Linked DNA regions of Homo sapiens: region 1 is linked to region 2. A link is a loop called in an ENCODE intact Hi-C map of the cell type or tissue named here. Cell type or tissue: sigmoid colon. All regions are shown on one strand. Links, peaks and the distances in the headings refer to the core of each region. The heading gives the core; the rest is flanking DNA. Region 1 holds the start of P2RY13 (purinergic receptor P2Y13). Region 2 overlaps MED12L (mediator complex subunit 12L).

Region 1 (5,392 bases), core at 313-5,312, 160 kb before region 2:
GGATTCTAACTCCAAAAATCTGGATCTAATAGTCTTCACCTCTCAGAAAACATCATGTTAACTCTCAGAGATCCCCAAACCAGAAGACTAAGTCAAATACCTACAAAAATAAACATACCGTCTTCCTGAACACAAATTACTGGAAAATCCAGTTTACAAGGATACAGAAGATTATTCTGTCTGATTTTAGGTAGTCTTATTCTCCTACTTGATTGTAATTTGGGACTATTTTCTTCATCTTTCTACTTTCCACTATATACAAGAGGCACTCAAAAAGTTCACTGAACATGCAGATCAAGAAGATAAACTTCAAGAAAGTTATGAAGAAATTTAAAGATAATTGCAAATAAGCTTCTTTATTCAAGTCACAGATTAACAGTATGAAAGTTTGAACTAAAATAGAGTATTAGCAAATGTCCCAAAGGTCTAAATATGAAGAGGTTCTAATGGGTCACATTACATAAGTAAAAATAAGGAAGGAAATCCACTATAAGAAAGCAGAACATTTGCTTCACATGCTCATTTGTAGGCTGAACTAATGACTGCCGCCATAAGAAGACAGAGAGAACTGAGTATCCTCCCAAAGGTGAATTTCAATTTTTGTTATTATGAGTGTGCTTGCTTATATAAAAGAATATGCTTAAGGGAAAAAAGGTGCTTTAAAGTTAATATTCTACAAACCATAGTTTATGAGCATAAGAAATTACATAATTTACAGCAATCTGATGTATTAGTAATAATAATGTATTATTATCTCTTAAACAGTGTTTTGTTTTATGGCTAACAGTAGCACCTGTGAATGAGGCAGAACCTGTTATTTGGATTTCACAAGGATGTGAAAGTAATGGTACTGTTAAAAGTACCAAAAATGTATTATATGCTTTAAAAATTCTAGCCAGAAAACAGTATTTTCCTTTTCAACACATCTATTGAAAGTGTTGGATAAATGCAGGATGTTAATATGCTATAAACATAAAGTCTGTTTTTAAAAAATAGCATTTGAAAATCATGAAGGGCTTTTTGTTTTCTTTTGTTTGTATATATGTTTATTGGTAACAGGTGACACTGGAAGCAATGAACACCACAGTGATGCAAGGCTTCAACAGATCTGAGCGGTGCCCCAGAGACACTCGGATAGTACAGCTGGTATTCCCAGCCCTCTACACAGTGGTTTTCTTGACCGGCATCCTGCTGAATACTTTGGCTCTGTGGGTGTTTGTTCACATCCCCAGCTCCTCCACCTTCATCATCTACCTCAAAAACACTTTGGTGGCCGACTTGATAATGACACTCATGCTTCCTTTCAAAATCCTCTCTGACTCACACCTGGCACCCTGGCAGCTCAGAGCTTTTGTGTGTCGTTTTTCTTCGGTGATATTTTATGAGACCATGTATGTGGGCATCGTGCTGTTAGGGCTCATAGCCTTTGACAGATTCCTCAAGATCATCAGACCTTTGAGAAATATTTTTCTAAAAAAACCTGTTTTTGCAAAAACGGTCTCAATCTTCATCTGGTTCTTTTTGTTCTTCATCTCCCTGCCAAATACGATCTTGAGCAACAAGGAAGCAACACCATCGTCTGTGAAAAAGTGTGCTTCCTTAAAGGGGCCTCTGGGGCTGAAATGGCATCAAATGGTAAATAACATATGCCAGTTTATTTTCTGGACTGTTTTTATCCTAATGCTTGTGTTTTATGTGGTTATTGCAAAAAAAGTATATGATTCTTATAGAAAGTCCAAAAGTAAGGACAGAAAAAACAACAAAAAGCTGGAAGGCAAAGTATTTGTTGTCGTGGCTGTCTTCTTTGTGTGTTTTGCTCCATTTCATTTTGCCAGAGTTCCATATACTCACAGTCAAACCAACAATAAGACTGACTGTAGACTGCAAAATCAACTGTTTATTGCTAAAGAAACAACTCTCTTTTTGGCAGCAACTAACATTTGTATGGATCCCTTAATATACATATTCTTATGTAAAAAATTCACAGAAAAGCTACCATGTATGCAAGGGAGAAAGACCACAGCATCAAGCCAAGAAAATCATAGCAGTCAGACAGACAACATAACCTTAGGCTGACAACTGTACATAGGGTTAACTTCTATTTATTGATGAGACTTCCGTAGATAATGTGGAAATCAAATTTAACCAAGAAAAAAAGATTGGAACAAATGCTCTCTTACATTTTATTATCCTCGTGTACAGAAAAGATTATATAAAATTTAAATCCACATAGATCTATTCATAAGCTGAATGAACCATTACTAAGAGAATGCAACAGGATACAAATGGCCACTAGAGGTCATTATTTCTTTCTTTCTTTTTTTTTTTTTTTAATTTCAAGAGCATTTCACTTTAACATTTTGGAAAAGACTAAGGAGAAACGTATATCCCTACAAACCTCCCCTCCAAACACCTTCTCACATTCTTTTCCACAATTCACATAACACTACTGCTTTTGTGCCCCTTAAATGTAGATATGTGCTGAAAGAAAAAAAAAACGCCCAACTCTTGAAGTCCATTGCTGAAAACTGCAGCCAGGGGTTGAAAGGGATGCAGACTTGAAGAGTCTGAGGAACTGAAGTGGGTCAGCAAGACCTCTGAAATCCTGGGTAAAGGATTTTCTCCTTACAATTACAAACAGCCTCTTTCACATTACAATAATATACCATAGGAGGCACAAGCACCATTATTAAGCCACTTTGCTTACACCTTAAGTGTGTACAATTCAAGTGTGAGAATGCTGTGTTAACTATTCTTTGGAATTCTCCTTCTGTCCAGCAAATACTCTAATGATGGTTAAACATGGCACCTACTCAGCAATGCCTTCCTGGACCACAACCCCTATCCCCCTGCCCCACCCTCCTCATTAAAAACAAATACTTCTACTGTTTGGGTGTGTGATAGGGTTCTCAATGCAGATCTCCCTTTTCTAGTTAGCTATATTCTTGACTGCATCCGCTAAAAATGTTAAAGCTTCTTGAGAGACAGACATGCCAGATTTTCTTGGTATCTCCCATAATACGACCTACAGTCCATGGTCTACAGATGTTTTAAATAGAATTGCTATTCTCGATACATACAAAGACGTAATTGCTGACCCACAATCAGTAACATCCATATTGAGAGATTTTTCAAAGGATGGTGACCCTGCTTGTATTTATTTACCTTGGTATTTTTTCTTGCATCCTTCTGTGATTCAAAAAAGTAAAATGTGGCTTTCTGAAATGATGGATAAGAGTCTACATCTTCTAGAAAAAATACATAAAGGAGTAGTTAAGCTCTGTAAATGTGCCACGAGCTCCAACACGACCATCGTAGGGTGAAGCCCACGTTTTCTTCCATGGCCTCAAAGGCCCTAGAACTTGCCTACCTTTCTGGCCTTACCTCCTAGCTACTTATCCATCTCTTGAACTTTATACTCTTGTATAAATTTCTAACTTTCAGAAAATGCCATACTCTGTTTTGGCACCACACATGTATATTTCCCCCTGGTACACTTGGAAGACTCTTATCCATCTGTGAAACCCTATGTTGTCATCACTTGGTCCATGAAATATTACCTGGCCAATATCCCACCATCACCTCAAACCCAATCACCCCCTCCTCTGTATGCTGTCACACCTATATTATTAAACTTATCACATTGCATTGTAATTACTTCCTGACCTTTGTATCTACTCTTTTAGTAACTGATGTATATATCTGAAAGGAGAGATTGTTTCATTGTGCAATCAATAAATGTTTGATAAAATAAAGCCCATTTGGTTTATTTTATGTATTAGAGAAGCAAAAGGGAAGCCAATTCTCATTGATGTTTTTATTATCCAAAGACAACATAAATTTCTTGAAATGAAAGCTCAAGCTCTGTCCACTCTCCTATAACATGTATGTAGGGCCTGAAAATTGTGGTGCTCCTGGGGTCACTAGTGAATGATCATGACAACAGGAGGATCATGGAATAGCCAAATCCAAAGTTTTAAAGCTATTGACAAAATCCTTTAGCTATGCACTATTGATAATGGTTAAGTAAAATTTGTAACTGTGAATATAACAAACACCTTTAGAAAGTACTCTTGATGTCTGATCTTCATTCTCTCTGATAAAAGAATTAAATAATCATTACTATTAGGGATGCCACTAAATCCATATTACCTCTACTGAGTACATTACACAATCACAAATAGACTATAATCATGTAAATAACTGCATCCAAGCTACCCTTGTTAAACAGCCAGGTATGTCTGGTGGGGTAACCTGTGTATTTTGCCTCTAATGACAATTTCAATCTCTACTTAATGTGGGTACACCTAAAGTATACAATTTTTGGGAAAGATCTTTCAAGATAAATTCCAAGACCAAATCTGTCATCCATAAATACAAATATTTCATTCCATTATAATATTCCACTCAAAGGCAGAGTGCCTGATCTGTAGAATAAAATAATCTATTACATCAAGAACGTGGTGAAGAGGCATAGTAGAGAGATCTTAAAATCACTTTCACAAAATGAAGAACTTCCTAAAATCACTTTCACAAAATGAAGAACTTCCTAAACTAGCAATCACAAATACTAAGTTCTAAAATATTAAAAAAAACAAGATGCTACAATATAGTCATAAATGATACACCAAAAAGAATAAAAGAAAATAATAGCTTTGGACTGATAGAATATGTGAGCTCAGAATACAAAGGCTTTTGTCAAAAGTTAAAATGTAATTACTTGTACAAATAAATAGGATAAGATCTTCCCAATAACCTTCAAGAAAAGAGAGGGGTTGAAGGGAGTGAAGTTCCCACACTCGGAAGAATTCTTGAGAAACCAAGGAAGATAACTGTAAAGTGGAAAGGATGAGGCAGAGAAGGAGTGAGAATTCTCAATTCATGGAAGCCAAAAGGTAGATAAAGTCATTATGTCATAACTTATAAAACAATCATTCAATCTTATTAATCCCATTATTTCTTACATTCCATATCCATTTAAAAGCTTTTGCCTTTCATAACTTTCCAAGGTATTCTTTCTAAAATACTTAACTCTTACCCCGACATAAACTGTATTCCTTCAGCAAATTAACAAATCAAAGTTCACACAGATATTAACAGAATATCCAGAGCAAAAAAACCCAAAGTCAGTATTATCTATTATTTAAGAAAAAACATACTTAGAAGACAGTAGCCCTACTAAGGAAAGTGCAGAATTTACAAATCATTTGAAGCACCCAGAAACACATCTCAACATTTGAAATTTTACATAGAAACCAAATGTAGGAAATATGAATACAGAACACATGTGCCATATTAGTTTGCAAATTTTAGTGGCTACCGGAATCGGCTGGAGAGATTCTCCAAATACACATTGCTAGAACCATCAAAACAACAAAGCAGCACATCTGTC
Region 2 (5,392 bases), core at 172-5,171:
TGGGGCGGTAAAGGGCAACAGGGAGGGAGAGTAAAGAATTAGCACATTCCAGGCCAGGTGCAGTGGCTCACGCCTGTAATTCTAGCACTTTGGGAGGCTGAGGTGGGTGGATCACGAGGTCAAGAGTTCAAGAACAGCCTGGCCAACATGGTGAAACCCCATCTCTACTAAAAATAGAAAAATTAGCCGGGCATGGTGGCAGGCGCCTATTAATCCCAGCTACTCGGGAGGCTGAGGCAGAGAATGGCTTGAACTCAGGAGGCAGAGGTTACAGTGAGCCAAGATCACGCCACTGCACTCCAGCCTAGGTGACAGAGCAAGACTCCATCTCAAAAAAAAAAAAAAAAGAAAAAGAAAAAAAGAAATAGTGCATTCCATGTGGAATCAGTGAAGGCACACCACATAGCCTGGCACACCCCAATGTGGGCACAGAATCAGCTCCTACTCCCACTCTCATGACCACAGTCCAACCACAAGGCAGGGCCCAGGCCTCGGATGCCTTCATCCCATGCACTGCAGTTTTCAACAGGCTTTCACCAATACTGAAACTGATTACACACACAAACTTCTCCCATTTAGACAGAAGTTCTCCCCTCCCTACAAGGAAGTAGAGAGGACTGCATTTCCCTGTCGCAGTTCCAGAGAAAAGGGAATTAAGGAATCAAGGAGGGTGAAATTCAGGTTTTCCCAACAGATGTGAAGAAGCAGGCTATGCAACCTGGGGCCTAGGCCTACCTAGACACGACTTCTAGTAACAGCAAACCTCCAACCTATTGCAACTACAGAAGTTGATCATGTTTTATCTATCGTGCTATCTAAATCCTGAATGAATTATGAAAACAAAAAAGGGGAAGTATATTTTAAAGAAGTGAGACCAATTTCTGAATCCTAACCACACGTAACTCCTTATCAGAGAACAGCATCATCACATTAGTTCTTCCAGTATAATACTAATAATTGCTATATTATTATTGTTAACAATTTTTAAAACATATTTGTATAGTGCCTTATAATTCTCAAAGTGTTCATGTTTCCTTAGAGAAAAAAAGGGCAAGTACTCTATGCCTACTTAACCAGGAAGGGCACTATTGCACAAAGCCTTGAGTAACTTACTCAAGATCACCAGCTGATCAGTTAACATGATGCTGCAGCACATGCATGAATTCCAGAAATACGCAAAGTGACTCTGCAGTCAAGAAAACAGGGCTGGGCACGGTGGCTCATGCCTGTAATCCCAGCACTTTAGGAGGCCAAGGCGGGTGGATCACTTGAGGCCAAGAATTAGAGACCAGCCTGGCCAACATGGTGAAACCCAATCTATACTAAAAATATAAAAATATTAACCGGGCGTGACGGCAGGGCACCTGTAATTCCAGCTACTTGGAAGGCTGAGGCAGGAGAATTGCTTGAACCCAGGAAGTGGAGGTTGCAGTGAGCCAAGATCACGCCACTGCACTCCAGCCTGGGAGACAGACAGAGACTCCGTCTCAAAAAAAAAAAAACAAAAAAAAAAAAAAACAAAGAAAAAGAAAACAGTAACCCCTGTTAAGGAGTAAATAGAGAGATAAAACTTGATTACATATACATATATACCTTGATGCATATACCATACATACAGATACCAACGACATATTTTAAAAATTAATTTAGTCCAGGCACACTGGCTCACACCTCCCAGCACTTTGAGAGTCCAAGGCAGATGGATCACTTGAGGCAAGGAGTTTGAGACCAGCCTGACTACAAATAGAAAAATTAGCTGGACACAGTAGTATGTACCTATAATCCCAGCTACTGGGGAGGCTGAGGCATGAAAATTGTTTGAACCTGAGAGGCAGAGGTTGCAGGGAGCCAAGACAGTACCACTGCACTCTAGCCTGGGCAACAGACTGAGACTGTCTTGGAAAAATACTAATAATAATTTAATGTTAAGTATTACAGAAGGATCCATCTATTTTGTTATCCTTTTTGCCAGACTATTAAGAAAAGGTGACCAATCTGAATTATGGGTTGAAAACGTAGTTTTCATCAAGTCTTTCTGAAGTTGAGTCAACATTCAAAATAATTACTGCTAAATGGGGCAACACTGATGGCCCTTCCAGAAATGTGCGTGCCTAGAGCCTCCAGGACTCTCAGTCCTGAGCACATGTCGCCCTCTGGTGGCACGCACCTCTCTGAATCCTGGAGAAGTCACTCAGGTAGGGGAAGCTTCCGGCAGTGATTTCCAAACATTTCCCACACACCCTCTCAGCTCAAAGAGTTTTTTTAGTAAAAACTTTCAACACACACTTATTTATAACTTCTATACCTATACGATCATAATAATTACATTCATTTCCAGAGACAAAAGAAGCTTTTGAAAATTATAATCTGAACAGAAGTTCTAATAACCTTCTTGCACCCTAATGGCTCATTGCAAGCACCCACTCCGGAGATATCTGTGATTTACAAAGAACCTCACAGTGTGATTTCATTCAGAAAGATTGCAACATAATTTCTGCCCTTGAATTTTTTTGAAAAAACACCCCTATTTTTTTCTTGAGAGTGCTGTAACTTAAGTGTCTGCAGGTGAATGGGGCAATAATCCTGAAGTTAGCCAGTGCATACACTCTGAAGGTATATAGTCAGGCTAACCACAAAACTAAGGTGGTTATGATAATCTTGGTAAAACCCTCACCAGGAAACAATGTAGCTTTTACTCAATACTTAGTGCAAGAAGCTAAACAATCCAAGATCCCCCTGAATTTTGGGTATCCCTACTTTCCTTCCAGATAACTCACCTATATGTATTAAAAATCTTAGTATTCATGAAGTCTTTTATCTAAGAAAGTCTTTACTAAAAACACACTTTAAGGTTTCCACCCAAAAAGAGCACGTAGCACTCTAACTTGCCTCAGTAAGCAGAGGATTATATCAGCATGCTCCACTGAAGTAGGGAGGCATTGCTACTGAACTCGCGATGAATTTAAAAAGCACACTCAATCAGTCCCTTGCTCTCAACGTTCTGAATGATCCTAGCTGGCACCATTAGTCTTGAACCATATCTTTGAGAAGCAGGGTGATCAATCAAAAATTATTCCAAAAAGAATAATAATCTGGAATATGTATCAGGCTCACATAAAGGTAAGAGAAGGAAAGGTTTTTGATGGTGGTTGTTGTTGCTGTTTCATCTTTTCTTTCCACATATGCATTCCCAAAAGCCAGTTGAAATATCAAAGATGCTTGCCATCAGCTAACTAAGGTATTGAAGGTGTCTTAAAACTTAACTCTGCAGTCCTAGTGCCTAGCACAGGCTGGATATTATCATCGGCAGTTTTCATTGTGAAAAGAAGACAAACTTTTTATTTCTCCCCAAATAAGGCTGAGGAAAAAAACAACTGAATATCCTAGTTTTGGGGCAATTCATTCATGAAACAATCTATTGCTAGATATGTGTGAGATAAAAATTATCTGTGATTATCAATTTTAGATATTAACTTGGCTAAGCTATTGTATCCAGTTGTTTGGTCAAACACCAGTCTAGTTGTTGCTAAAAAGATTTTTTTAAGATGTGATTAAGATTTAAATCAACAGACTTTGAGTAAAGCAGATTATGTTCTATAATGTGTGTGAGCCTAATCTAGCCCATAGAAAGTCTTAAAAGACTAAGGTCCCGGCCGGGTGCGGTGGCTCAGGCCTGTAATCCCAGCACTTTGGGAGGCTGAGGCAGGCGAATCAGGAGATCAGGATTCAAGATCAGCATGGCCAACATGGTGAAACCCCATCTCTACTAAAAATACAAAAAATTAGCTGAGCATAGTGGTGGGTGCCTGTAATCCCAGCTACTCGGGAGGCTGAGGCAGGAAAATCACTTGAACCCAGGAGGCAGAGGTTGCAGTGAGCCGAGATTGCACCACTGCACTCCAGCCCAGGTGACAGTGTGAGACTCTGTCTTTAAAAAAAAAAAAAAGACTGAGGTCCCCAGAGGAAGAAAGAATTCTGCCTCCAGACTGCCTATGGACTCAAGACCGCCACATCAGTTCTTCCTTGAGTCTCCAGCCTGCCCTGAATATCTCAAATTTGCCAGCCCCATAATCATGTGAGCCAATTCCTTAAAATAAATACCCCTCTCTTTTCTCCCCCCCTTTCTCTCTCTAGGTAGATATAAACATATATGTACGCATACACATATATATACATACACTTAACACACACTTTTTTTCTATTGGTTCTATTTCTCTGTAGAACCCTAACACATTGTCTAAGGATTTTTGAAAGATCATGACCACGGGTATTCATGCACTGCCCTCTGCTGTGCTAAATGTTAACATACATTCCCCCAAGTTAAAGCCAACCCACCATATTAAGTCCAATCACTAAATGAAGGATATTCTTCTAAAACTAAAATTGGAAAGTGATGGTAAAAGGGCCAAGAAAAATCTTGCCCGTCAATATATCAATATTCCTAGGTAGATAAGCCCCACTGACATTTCATTTTAATAATGGTAGGTAATCTTAGTCCAACAATAGAATGATTTCAAGTGTGTATGTCTTCATAAGATACTACACTTCATAGAAAAGGTTTCGCCAGAGTTTCCTGAATGAGAAAGAAGAAAAAAACACTATGAAAATAAAAGGTGAAAAGAATTAAAAAAAAATTAACTACCTCTTGGTTATCTTTGTTTTGGTTTGCCCAGAAAATCTTATGATAAAGTGTCTCCATGGAATTGCTGGAATCAGTTCGGTCAAAACAGTGACGATCCAAAACTTCCAACGTGTGCAAAACCCGACTAATAGTCACCCCTATAGGCAGAAATTAAACAAGTGGTTAATGAGGCCAAAAATAACACAGTTATAACACAGTACAAAATCACCATTCTATGTGAGGCAAAAGAATTTTTTTTTAATTATCATTCTTGGCATATGTTATCAAACAATCATCAACAAAACCAAACTTGACATTCTAGACAGCCAGGATCTAAAAGGCATAAACTGAAGATTGTCCTCAAAATTCACCAAGTGGCTCTGTCAAAAAGCTGCCTTATTCATGTGGAATGGTTTATAAGAAGCAAAAACACAGCATAAAGTCCAACATTCAAAAGCACTCGTTCCTCTGTGGCATTCTGTACCTGCTGTGGATTCTTGGCACTTGTCAAATGACCACCGAACTTCCACTGCACGGCCTCTTTGTTTTATCTGTTGTTCTACTTCATAAATCCTTGCCCGAACCTGAAAGATAATCGCTTCTAATTAACTTGTGCTTGGAATGCCACAGCGCATGTCTAAATCATGTCAGGTTTTTCCACGTGAGTAAAGTATCCTATAGTGAACTACAATCTTGACTGCATTGTAAGAAATGCAGCCTGTGGCCCAATAAGTGAATTTTTAAAATTTACAAAGGGCAATTCAATGTCAG

The links. A loop is a pair of places that touch in the nucleus more often than their neighbours do. Peaks named below come from ENCODE experiments on the same cell type or tissue, not always from the same donor. Only the 100,000 strongest peaks of a DNase experiment are listed, where the experiment ranks them.
Region 1: it touches region 2 in a loop (5-fold over the local background); 16 of 110 quality-filtered maps call a loop at or near these places.

Annotation. Positions count from the first base shown.
Region 1 is chr3:151,324,675-151,330,066 of GRCh38, reverse strand. All of the region lies in intron 16 of MED12L (mediator complex subunit 12L), which reads right to left. It overlaps P2RY13 (purinergic receptor P2Y13), which reads left to right and starts at 518. Exons shown (of 2, transcript NM_176894.3): 1 at 518-586; 2 at 1,060-3,755. The coding sequence starts at 539. The coding sequence ends at 2,076. In sigmoid colon, for the core only: a CTCF peak has its summit at 2,293 (motif pointing right); no DNase peak of the experiment used is centred there; H3K4me3 peaks cover 803 bases; H3K27ac peaks cover 317 bases.
Region 2 is chr3:151,165,233-151,170,624 of GRCh38, reverse strand. It overlaps MED12L (mediator complex subunit 12L), which reads right to left. Exons shown (of 45, transcript NM_001393769.1): 10 at 5,106-5,205; 11 at 4,643-4,779. Among named protein-coding and RNA genes, the nearest start is that of GPR171, 35 kb to the left of the region's middle. In sigmoid colon, for the core only: a CTCF peak has its summit at 2,156 (motif pointing left); DNase peaks (open chromatin) are centred at 464, 1,210 and 2,144; H3K27ac peaks cover 807 bases.